4 separate regions of the Homo sapiens genome follow, and regions 1, 2 and 4 are each linked to region 3. The links are chromatin contacts, found by Hi-C or POLR2A ChIA-PET in ENCODE. All regions are on one chromosome and are shown on one strand. The core of a region is the stretch at or near the end of the contact, and the rest is flanking DNA. Distances in the headings are between cores, read along the strand shown. Region 1 holds the start of LINC02026 (long intergenic non-protein coding RNA 2026). Region 2 holds the start of LINC02038 (long intergenic non-protein coding RNA 2038). Region 3 holds the start of TMEM44-AS1 (TMEM44 antisense RNA 1). Region 4 overlaps XXYLT1 (xyloside xylosyltransferase 1).

Region 1 (2,700 bases), core at 132-2,631, 580 kb after region 3:
CGCCACTACACCCAGCTAATTTTTGTATTTTTAGTAGAGACATGGTTTCACCATGTTAGCCAGGCTGGTCTAGAACTCATGACCTCGTGATCCACCCGCCTCCGCCTCCCAAAGTGCTGGGATTACAGGCGTGAGCCACGGTGCCTGGCTGCCATTGTTCATTTCTATTTCATGAGTGATCGGCTCTTGTTGGCCATGGCTGGAGGAGTCAGCTCCCAAAATCCACACTCTCTAGGAGTGCTGAACCATAAATAATCTATCAGGACTCCTAGATTCCACTCTCTAGAGCTGCAACCAGAAGTTCCTTCCTTCCCGGCCCTGCTTCCCACTAAAGGAAACATTTGACTTTTGGGGATGAGATGTTTCAAGCCAGCCAATCCTTCTCACAGGAAGCAGAACCCCAGCCACCATGGAGCTTATCCTTGGGGCGCAGAGAAACACTGACCTAATGCTGTAATCAAGTACTGGATTTTATTTTTAAATCTTTTTACCTCACAAGCTGACTTTATTCTGGCTAGAGGGCTCCTGAACCTCTGTAAACTCCCCAGGAGGTAATTTCCAGTGCTAATCTCGCTAACGAGGTGTCAGTTACAGAAATGGCCCACGCCCTGGTTTCTTCTAAGTGGACATTACAGTGTTTCTTCAGAGGGGCCTGTGCTGGGACACCTCGGAAATGGAAGAATTTATAGCAAGGATGTTATTTCTCACTAAGTGAGCAGAAGAGCTGGAAGATCTCTTTAGAGATCATTAGAAGGATGGGGAAACTGAGGCTCAGAGAAGGGCAGTGGCTGCCCGAGGCCACAGAGCTGAGTGGCAGCAGGGTTGGGTTAGAGACTGGACCTTGTGGCGGAGCTGGCCTGCTTTGGGCTGTTCCACACACCACTGACTTTCTAGATTGTTTCATGTTCATGGAATCATCCTCAAACTCTACTCCCCAAAATTGTACCATAGATTAACTTCGGGCACCCCCCAAGTCAAAACTTCAACAGCTAAGGGACACGGATCATGCGGCCTGCTGAACACGCCATCAAGTGGGGCAAAGTCTTCTTTCTTTGTGATCAGGGTATGCACTCTCCCTTGGCCTCTGAATAAGCTGTACCCAGGGTTCCTCGATGACTCAGCTGCAGCAGGCTATCCACCACACATGTCCGTGGCCACCACGGCGGGAACCGGGCTCACCATCACTTACCACTAGAGATGTCAAACCACCCCCCTCCTAACCCAGGCCCCACTGCGGCCTCCCTGCCCTGCTCCAGCCTCGGTCTGTTGTGCAAGAGCCAGAGGGGACTTACGATCACGGAGCCACACGCCCAGGCCCAACCCAGGCCCAGGAGCTCCACCCTAGGGAAACGCCTAAGTCAGAACAGAGCACTCCTAACCCCCCGGGGCAAGGAGGGGAGGCCAGGCAGCCGGAAGGAAACTCCTGAGCTTTTTACGGAATGCACAAGACAAAAGGTGAGGGTCTCCACGTAGGGAAAGAACGCATTATTATTTACGGCCTTGGTCTGGAGAGGAGAACATGCTGCTCTTTGCAGCCCGGCGTGTGATTCATTTCCCCCGGGAGCTGCAGGGCCGAGGCAGGGCGTGCGCTCCGGCAGCCTCCAGACAGCCGCGCACTCCCGCCCGCTCGTTTATTTATGGTGCTTTATCAGCGGCTGTGCACCGCGGCGATAAAGTTTATGAAAAGAGGCGGCGTCTCCGGCCGGCGGGCTGGGCCCGGCGCTCCTTTCCCACACTGATTAGGATCAGCCAGGGCTTTGGAAGCTGCAGTTAAGGATCTCGGGTGCCCGGAGCCTCGGCTCCCCCTTCCTGCCCCGCCCGCGGGCTGGCCGGCTGCTGGCCCGCGTGGGAGGCGAGGTCAGGGCTGCGGCCGCGGCCCTTCCCCTGGGAGCGGGAGGGAGGAGGGAGGAGGAGGAGAGAAGCCGCCCTGCGGGGGAGGGAGCTCCAAGGCCCCGGGAAGTGGGACAGCCAGAGAAAAATACCGTCCAAATATAAATGGGCAAGTCCCCACGTTAAGAGATGAACGAGAATTTTTTATTTTTTGAGACAGAGTCTCGCTCTGTTGTCCGGGTTGGAGTGCAGTGGTGAGATCTTGGCTCACTGCAACCTCCGCCTCCGGGGTTCAAGGGATTCTCCAGCGTCAGCCTCCCGAGTAGCTGGGATTACAAGCGCCTGCCACCAGGCCTGGCTAATTTTTGTATTTTTAGTAGAGATGGGGTTTCACCATGTTGGTCAGGCTGGTCTCGAACTCCTGACCTCAGGTGATCCACCCAACTCGGCCTCCCAAAGTGCTGAGATTACAGGCGGAACAGGAATTTAATAGGAATTTTTCTCCTCTGAAGGCGGTGCACCGTCTCCTCTCCCCCATTTACTTTCCTACATTCCTTTCTCCTTTCCCGTCATTTCACCTGCATTTACTGTGTCTTTGCATTAAGGCTTGATTCATTTTGTCCCTTTTCATAGCCATGTTTTGTTCAGTCCTTCAGAAGATAGAAATTGAACACCTGACTTGTGGACAGCACCTCTAAACACTGCAGAGAGAGATTCAGAGATGAATAGCCCTGGCCCTTAGGGTTCTTGCGGTCACAAGCACCGTCCAGTAAGAGCAGCCCATGGTTATGAGTAACAAGAGCAGACACTACGGCAGGCACTTGGTTTAGGGACATTGCCTTGTTTCATCCTCACGGTGACTTCAGGAGG
Region 2 (2,700 bases), core at 121-2,620, 740 kb after region 3:
CCCTTATAACACCATCAGATCTCATGAGAACTCATTCAGTATCACGAGAACAGCATGGAGGTAACCACGCCCATGAATAAATTACCGCCTACTGGGTCCCTCCCACCACGTGTGGGGATTATGGGAACCATAATTCAAGATGAGATTTGGGTGGGGACACAGCCAAACCATATCAGTAACCTTTCATTTTCTCATCTGTAAAATGGGGGTAATAATAGCTACCTAGCAATGTTACCATGAAGACTAAATGAGAAAATATTTGTGAAATGCCTGACACAAAATAGTGTTCACTAACTAGTAGGCATTATTAGAATAAGGTATAAATTCCCATTGTGTACATTGTGTACATATGGTCCCTTTGAATGACAAGGAGAAACTCACAATGACAGGGCTGTGTTGGGCACTGCCTGGATCTCCCTGGGTGTTTAGTGGAAATACTACCCTTGGGGGTGAGATTTTTCTGCAGCTATCTTCATGGTTCAGGAGAGAGAGAGTCCTTCTTGTCCTTCATGAAGTTTTATGGTGACTTCTGTGCCAATTCAAGAGGAGCTTCTGAATCCGTTTGGACAAAGACAACACATGAACCACTGTGGGGCCTCAATTCCCTGCTGAAAGACTGTGTTCGTTCATTCAGCAAATACACATCTGAGCACCTACTCCATGTCAGACACTATTCTAGGTGCTGGGGATACAGCAGTGAACAAATAAAATCCTGTCCTCATGGAGCTTACATTCCAGCAGACCCTAACAATTCACAGGAAAGTGGTGACAGGGCTGATGTCAGGCTCTGAGGCCCTTCTGTTCAGAAGGCTCTTCCCTTACATTGCCCCAGCCCCTTTCTCTTTTTCCTTCCCACAGCCTCGGCTCTGTTCCCTCCTCCATTCTTATAATTCTCCTTTTATAAGCCACTCTCCATTTAACTGGTGGATTTAAAGCAAATAGCAATTGTGTTAAGAAGCAGGAAATATGATACTTTACACAATGATGGAGAAATCAGAAAAATTAAGGCTTGTATAAATCTCTTCTCTAAATTGTGCCCATAGGCCAATTAATTAAGCTGCTTTTGCCTTGTGTCTGTTGCAGCTGATACATTTCTTTCTGAAAATGGCTGGCCTGCATTAGAAGGGCCCTCCCCACTCCCAGAGCTCAGGTTTGGGTGTGTCTTTTAGAGTAAACATAGCACCCCTGACCCCACCTCCTTTATCACTTGGCTCTGGCTGTGAAAAGAAAGAGAAAAAAAGTAGGTTTGTTTAGTGTGAACTCTTTTTCTGAAGCCAACAGGGAGAACAAGATTTGAAACAAGAGGAGACTGAGTTGGGTTCAATGGTTAACCAGTCAGATTAATGAATGCTAGAAGGAGGAAATAGCCAGTAAGTAAAGAGGCAAGAAAAAATGTCTCCCCGTGGTTCAAAAGCCAACTAAAGTTTACCAAGAGCTGTGACCTGTGGTTAAAATGTCCTCAGAGGCCAGCTCTCATCTGATTTCAACCTGAAGCCCCATTTCCTATCAAGAGAGCCATTTGGCTCCTCTCTTAAGCTCAGCAGCCCTGAGGTGTGGTAGCCTCACGCTGACCCATACAGAATGCAACAGAACTGTCCCTGCTGCAGAAGTCTCAGGGTTCTGCCCCAACTGCATAGACTTCTTTCATGGAACCGGCTCCTCTATCCCCACAAGGCTTCTCCCCAGCACAGCTTCTACCTAGAATCAGACGGAGAGCTTTAGACCAGGTAAGAACTCTGGGCCAATGTAAATCAGGAGCGCCAGGCTGTCCCAGCCTCTGCCCTGACTTGCTCTATGAGTTTGGCAAATTCCTTAATCTGCCCATGCCTCTCTTTCTGTGTTGTTAACATGATGATGTTGGCCTAGAGCAGGGGCTGGCAAACTTTTTATGTAAAGAGACAAATATAATATTTTAGGCTTGTAGACCACATGGTCAGTATCTCTCTCAACTATCCAAAGCCACCACTGTAGCATGAAAGCAGCCACAGATGGGTTGTAAATGGAGGGGCGTGGTTGTATTCCAATAAAACTTTATTTACAAAGACAAGTGGTGAACAAGATTGGCCAGTGGACTGTATTTTGCCAACTCCTGGACTAAATCTCTAAGGATCTTTGCAACACTGAAATACCGTACTACCTGGATTGTTTTACAGAGAGAAAACGGAGGCGTGGTGACACCAAGTGACATGCTCCAAGCCGCTGAACATGTTGGTGGCAGAGCTAGAACTCGACACCAAGTCTCCTGGCTTTAGTCCACTGTGGCTCTCAATCCTCGCACACGCAGAGCACAGACCGTTTTTGGTACACGAGGCTTACCCTGGGAACTGCCCTCCCTCTGTGGCTTGGCGAGGGGGGTCGGGGGAAAGGGTAGGGAGGATGTGAGGGGTGGGGAGCAGTGCTCTCTCTGCCTGTTTCAGGAAGGCTCTCTGGTTTGGTGAGAGCCCACACTTTGTTAAGTGAGATAAGGGACACTACAAGAAAAGGAGGGGGTGGGTGGGCAGAGGACATCACGCTGCTTATTTTGAACCTGGGAAAACTGTGCCTTAGGAGAGGGAAGTCCTGCATATTTCATGCTGTGACTTCTTGCTTCCAAACTGCGTATGCTGGCCTCCTTTTCACCCAGATGGTGCTGCAGGGAACAAGGCCCCACCAGTGTGTGCTCTTCCTGTGTGTCCAAATTTCCACCAAAGAGGGCTCCTC
Region 3 (2,700 bases), core at 1-2,500:
AATGGCACGATCTCACTTCACTGCAACCTCCGCCTCCCAGGTTCAAGCGATTCTCCTGCCTCAGCCTCCCGAGTAGCTGGGATTACAGGCTCCCGCCACCATGCCTGGCTAATTTTTGTATTTTTAGTAGAGACGCTGTTGGCCAGCCTGATCTGGAACTCCTGACCTCAGGTGATCCACCTGCCTCAGCCTCCCAAAGCGCTGGGATTACACGAATGAGCCACCGCACCCAGCTAAAGATTTTCTTGAAAGCCTGTCTAGATCCTGAAGAACTAATCCCCTTATCTCCCTCCCTCAGTATGATGAAGAGATTTATGAGCATCATTTGAAGACACATTCATATTATGTTTCTTTCAAAGGGGTATGAGCTCCTAGAATAAGAAGAGGCACTGGGCCAAGGAGCATGGCTGGGCTCCAGTTCCCAGGTCTGATTCAGTGTGATCTTTGTCATTTCCTTTTCTATGTCACAGTTTCCTCATCTGTAAACTGAAAGTTGGGCCTGATTTTTTTCATTTTTTCTCTTTTATGCATGTGCCAATTTGTTTCCCACAGAATACTGACATCTTTATAAGCTCTCAAGAAAGACATTATAAAAACAAATTTCAGATATACTTTGAACATAGGCTTCATTATACGACATATACCTCTTTCTGTTTGGATTTTACTGTCCACTTAATATAAAAACCTGTATTAATCACTAAGGAAAAGGATAGAGGAGACTTAGAAATATCTCCAGAATAATTTTGCAACAATTCCAAGATTCTCTGCACTTCTTTTTCTGTCCCTTAATTGGCCTCCTCCACATTTTCCAACTATGGAGGTATTGCTCTACTCTCTTCGACTTTACATTGTTTTAGAATGCTTTTGCAAGGAGACTCTGCCTTGAATGAACCCAAGATATGGTGCAATGTTGAGGAAGATCTCCAAGTTTACACATGCCTGTACGATGGCCCAAAGGTCATCATCAGGTGAAAGGGACGACCTTAGAGATGAAAGAAGTTCAAGGAATGGTGCTACATTAAATGACTTAGCATTAGAAAGCATCTACTTTGCTTTTTCTTTCACCAACCCTGAAAGCCAAATAAGGCACTGGGCATTCAGGCCTTCTTTTGAGCAGAACACGTGATTACGCAGTTATTCTTCAAGAGCCTCTGTTAATCTGTCGCTTGGAGAACTCTGCATACTGTCCCAAATCCGTCTGAATTTTCCATCGGCTGCCAGTGTTCGTAGCAGAGGCCTCGGGTCTTCTCGTCCTCTCCTCAGGGTCTGGCAGCTGTCACTACCGTGGACTTCGGTCCAGTCCCCAGAGTCGGGGGCGCTGCCTTTCCCATTTCAGTTGCCAGGGGGTTCATCCACGATCGTGCCAGAGGGGCAGCGCGTGGTCTCCTCGAACTACGGGGGAGAGAGGAACCACTGTTGGCACGGGCCGGACTGAACGCCGGCTCCCACTGCCTACCTCCTCGGAGCTGCATCCGCCGACATCTTGCGCCCTACTCCCAGCACCAGCAGGGCACTTCCGGGAAGAACGGAATTGCGGTTCCGCGCGTGCGCACTCCGCAGCCACCGCCTCCCGCGAGGAGCGAGAGTCCCGCGGCCCCGCCCCGCCGCCGCAGCCGCCGCCGCAGCCGAAGGCCGGCGTTTCTGACCTCAGCCAGCGGCGACGCAGCCGGGAAAGAACTGTCGAGGGCGTCTCCGTAGTTCAGTTTTGGTTTGTTTATTTGAGACGGAGTCTCTGTCGCCCAGGCTGGAATGCAGTGGCGCGGTCTCTGCTGACTGCAGCCTCCGCCTGCCGAATTCAAGCGATTCTTCTGCGACTGAATAGCTGGGACTACAGGGGCGCGCCACGACGCCCGGCTAATTTTTGTATTTTTAGTGGAGACGGAGTTTCACCATGTTGGTCAGGCTGGTCTCGAACTCCTGACCTCGTGATCCGCCCGCCTCGGCCTCCCAAAGTGCTGGGATTACAGGCGTGAGCCACCACGCCTGGCCCACCCCACTCGGTTTTTAAGGAGATAATTACAAGGTTATTTTACGGTTCATAGTGTGTTTCAGACCTCCCAGAAGCCTAACGGTGTATTATAAACCATTCTTTTCTTTGTTTTTAAATGCATTAAAAACCTTTTTTGAGATAAAAATAGTGCAAGTACATGGTTTAAAAAAAGAAAATCAGATTGCACCAAAAGGTTTATGATGAAAAACAATAATGTTCTGTCCCTTTGCCTCCAAGAGACTCCTTTTTAAAATCTTTTGGGCTGGGCGCGGTGGCTCACGCCTGTAATCCCAACACTTTGGGAGGGTGAGGCGGGCGGATCATCTGAGGTCAGGAGTTTGAGATCAGTCTGGCCAACATGGTGAAACCCCGTCCCTACCAAAAATACAAAAAGTAGCCGGGCGTGGTGGTGGGCGCCTGTAGTCTCAGCTACTTGGGAGGCTGAGGCAGGAGAATCGTTTGAACCGGCGAGGCAGAGGCTGCAGTGAGCTGAGACCGCGCCACTGCACTCCAGCCTAGGCAACAGGAGCAAAATTCTGTCTCAAAAAAAAAAAAAACTTTTATACCTTCTAGTAGTTGTCTCCATTAGGTTTGATTTGGAACATGCTTTCCAGCTACAGGGTTCTTAAGATCATACTTGCTTTTCCTGAGCTGCATCATCTTCAGCTTCCATTATACAGGCTGACGAGGCTCAGTAGCACGGCAGGGCC
Region 4 (2,700 bases), core at 23-2,522, 600 kb before region 3:
AGGAGGTGGAGGTTGCGGTGAGCCGAGATCGCGCCACTGCACTCTAGCCTGGGTGACAGAGCAAGAGTCTGTTTCAAAAAAAAAAAAAAAACTTCAGCCAGTGTTGTGGGTTAGAGGGCCCAGGTCCGTGGAGAGGTTATCACCAGCACTTCACTCACTCAGCAAAGATTTATTCAGTTTCACCTGTGAGCCAGATCTTGCCTAGGTGCTAAGGACATGGGGGTTAGAAAAACAGATGGGGTCGGTCTCTGTCCTCATGGAATGTACAGTGAAGATAGACATTAAGCAGATAATGGGAACAGCTGCAATAAGGGCAACGAAGGGGAAGTCCAGGTGCTGCCCGAGTGGGGGATTCAGGGTGTGTGGGGGGGGATTGTTACTAAAGACTTCCTCCAGACAGTGACATTTAAGGTGAGACAAGTGGGTGGGACTTAGCCAGGCCAAGACACGGAGGAAGAAGAGTGAGGCCGAGAGCATATTGAGTGGAAAAGCTTTGTGGGTGGAAGGAGCTTGATGTGCCCCAGAAGCTGAAGCCTTAGCTGCCTGGAGCACACCCCGGTCAGGCTATTCAGGGCCTTGAAAGCTGTGCGAGGGATTGGGGACTTTATCCTGGGGACAGTGGGATTTGCAACCACTGGTGGCATTTTAACCAATGGAGTAATATGGTTTGCATTTTCATCCAGTGACTTAAGTACTTTTGCATGCGTTCTTCTGTGGGATGGACCTGAAAGAATGGTCTGGACTTGAGGATCCCTGGAGAGCACAGTGAAGCTCAACGAAGAGTTCCAGTTGTTGGGTTGTGGTGAGGGAACCAGCAATGGAAGGTTTTGAAGAGGGGAATGACATGTCTGGGAGCAGCTCTGTGGTGGCTTTCAAAAGTTCTGGGGAAACTTGATCATGTAGCAGAAGGCAGCTGAGGAGGCGGTCCAGGCACTTAGGAGCACAGTGGCCTGGACTTCTTAGGTGAGAGGGGAGGTTGAGAGCTCGTGGTAGGTGTTGCAGGGACCCTAGAGCCAGAAAGCTGTGGACTGGTCTTCAGAGCTTGAGGGCCAAGGGAGCAGGAAGCCTTCACAGGAAAAGAAAGGTCTGAGTGAAAGTGACTGAAGAGAGGTGGGAAAGGGAAGGGAGAGGCCTCTGGTCTTGTTGTGCAAGGAGAGGGAGTGTCCAGGTATGTAGATGGGGTGTGAGCCTCTTTTAGAGAAGTAAGGGTTGGGCTCACTTGCAAGCACTCAGGAAGGACCGGAAGGAAGAAAGTGAAGATGCCGTCCCCATTGTGTCCCTCAGCGCCCAGAGGGTGTGTCGACCTGCTCCTCAGGCCAGGCCAGCCCAACACCTGTGACTAACATGACCTCAGAGTCTAAAATAATGTGTGCCACAGCTCTGAAGTCAGAAGGCTGATTTTTATAAATCAGCACAAATTGACCTTATTACCCATGGTCCTTCAGTGACCTCAGAAATCAAAGTGAAAAAAAAAAAAAAAAAAACCCAGCCCTAAACCTCTCTGGACCAAAGTTTTGCTCCTGAAGCAGGACCCCAAAATACTAGTGGCCTATTTTCTGCTGAAGTCTCTCTGTCCTCATGGTTCTGGAGAATGTCCTTTCAGTATCTTTATTCCTCCCCCATTTCACTGCAGATGTGCTCCAAGTTTCATGTTCCAGCAATCAGATGACCACGATGGAATATTCCCTGAGCTGGTGTTTCCAGTCTTTAGTCTAAGTTCTAAGACACTGAGCATTCCAAAACCCCTACTGTTCTGTTTCCCAGAACAGACCTTTCTTCCCTATTCTCCAGCACCCTCTGTTCCTTCCCCTTTCCTTTCCTTTTCTTTTTCTTTTTTCCTTCCTTCCTTCCTTCCTTCCTTCCTTCCTTCCTTCCTTCCTTCCTTCCTTCCTTCCTTCCTTCTTCCTTCTTTCCTTCCTTTTTTCTTTAATGGGAGTGAGGTCATTTGTGGAGCTGTCACTGCTCTGCAAGAGGGCAGGCATGAGGGGTGCCAGGCCCTCCTGACTTCTACCTTCTGATTTGTATGGTTTGTAAAATGAGCTGTATAAATGCCCAACATTTGATCAAACGAAACTGAAAGGATGATTGATGATGCGGGGATCAAACTTACCATTTGAATGTAGACCATTTTATTGGTAAAGATGAATGAGAATGATTTGGCCTGAAAGGGAACTTCAGATTTTTTTCCTAATTGAAGTAGTCACTTCTTTCAGAATGCTAAGTTCCCTGGAATATTTTCCCAGCCTACTGTGTCTATGATAGACTCAAATATTGGAAGTTTTACCGGCTGTGTGTGGGGTGGGGAAGGAATTCTGTTGGTTCTCCGGTGAGTCCTGAAGAGACCTTGTTTCTGGGTAAGTAGACCTAATCAGGGAGACTTAAATGTTTCTTGGGGGGGTTCTTCCAAACCATTTTGAGGATTTTCTTAAACTTCCAGAATTAGGAGGCCATTTATTAAGATAGTCTGAGGTATGGTGTCAGCCAACAAGGTGAGTTGGGATTTTAATCATGGTTTCAGTTTAAAGGCAAAGGTTTAATCATGTTTTCGGTTTAAAGATCATGCCGTTCAGTTAGCCCTTTGTTATGATCTAAAGGTGTTTGACAGCTTGAAATCCAAAAGGAGGTCAACTGAGGTATGGAGAGCTCCACATATTGGGCTAAAAGCCAGTCACATTTAGCATTTTGGAAAGTTATGTGAAA

The links. Hi-C counts contacts between places; a loop is a spot of excess contacts on that map. ChIA-PET counts read pairs that join two places held with the same protein, here RNA polymerase II (POLR2A). Pooled maps may share reads with other maps.
Region 1: a pooled map shows a loop between it and region 3 (4-fold over the local background). The contact joins the promoter of LINC02026 here to the promoter of TMEM44-AS1 in region 3. A Hi-C loop is called at or near these places in 2 of 50 pooled maps. POLR2A ChIA-PET finds 5 or more read pairs at or near these places in 3 of 52 experiments (WTC11, activated naive CD8-positive, alpha-beta T cell and naive thymus-derived CD4-positive, alpha-beta T cell).
Region 2: a loop to region 3 is called in a pooled map, with 13 times the contacts of the local background. The contact joins the promoter of LINC02038 here to the promoter of TMEM44-AS1 in region 3. A Hi-C loop is called at or near these places in 2 of 50 pooled maps. POLR2A ChIA-PET finds 5 or more read pairs at or near these places in 2 of 52 experiments (HCT116 and HEK293).
Region 4: POLR2A ChIA-PET joins it to region 3 with 40 read pairs in activated CD4-positive, alpha-beta T cell. The contact joins the enhancer-like site here to the promoter of TMEM44-AS1 in region 3. POLR2A ChIA-PET finds 5 or more read pairs at or near these places in 2 of 52 experiments (Panc1 and activated CD4-positive, alpha-beta T cell).

Annotation. Positions count from the first base shown.
Region 1 is chr3:194,002,340-194,005,039 of GRCh38, reverse strand. It overlaps LINC02026 (long intergenic non-protein coding RNA 2026), which reads left to right and starts at 1,381. Exons shown (of 3, transcript NR_033944.1): 1 at 1,381-1,455. RefSeq lists an enhancer at 807-1,322 and a silencer at 1,686-1,855.
Region 2 is chr3:193,842,679-193,845,378 of GRCh38, reverse strand. It overlaps LINC02038 (long intergenic non-protein coding RNA 2038), which reads left to right and starts at 1,370. Exons shown (of 3, transcript NR_146718.1): 1 at 1,370-1,727; 2 at 2,154-2,301; 3 at 2,624-2,700. RefSeq lists a silencer at 2,676-2,700.
Region 3 is chr3:194,582,818-194,585,517 of GRCh38, reverse strand. TMEM44-AS1 (TMEM44 antisense RNA 1) reads right to left here and starts at 1,250. Exons shown (of 3, transcript NR_047575.1): 1 at 1,070-1,250. RefSeq lists enhancers at 1,234-1,283, 1,319-1,984 and a silencer at 1,474-1,733.
Region 4 is chr3:195,184,288-195,186,987 of GRCh38, reverse strand. All of the region lies in intron 2 of XXYLT1 (xyloside xylosyltransferase 1), which reads left to right. Among named protein-coding and RNA genes, the nearest start is that of XXYLT1-AS2, 38 kb to the right of the region's middle. RefSeq lists an enhancer at 1,551-2,700. Within about 2 kb of position 1,272, at least 5 of the 41 ENCODE cell types and tissues checked have a DNase peak (open chromatin) inside an H3K27ac peak, as active enhancers do.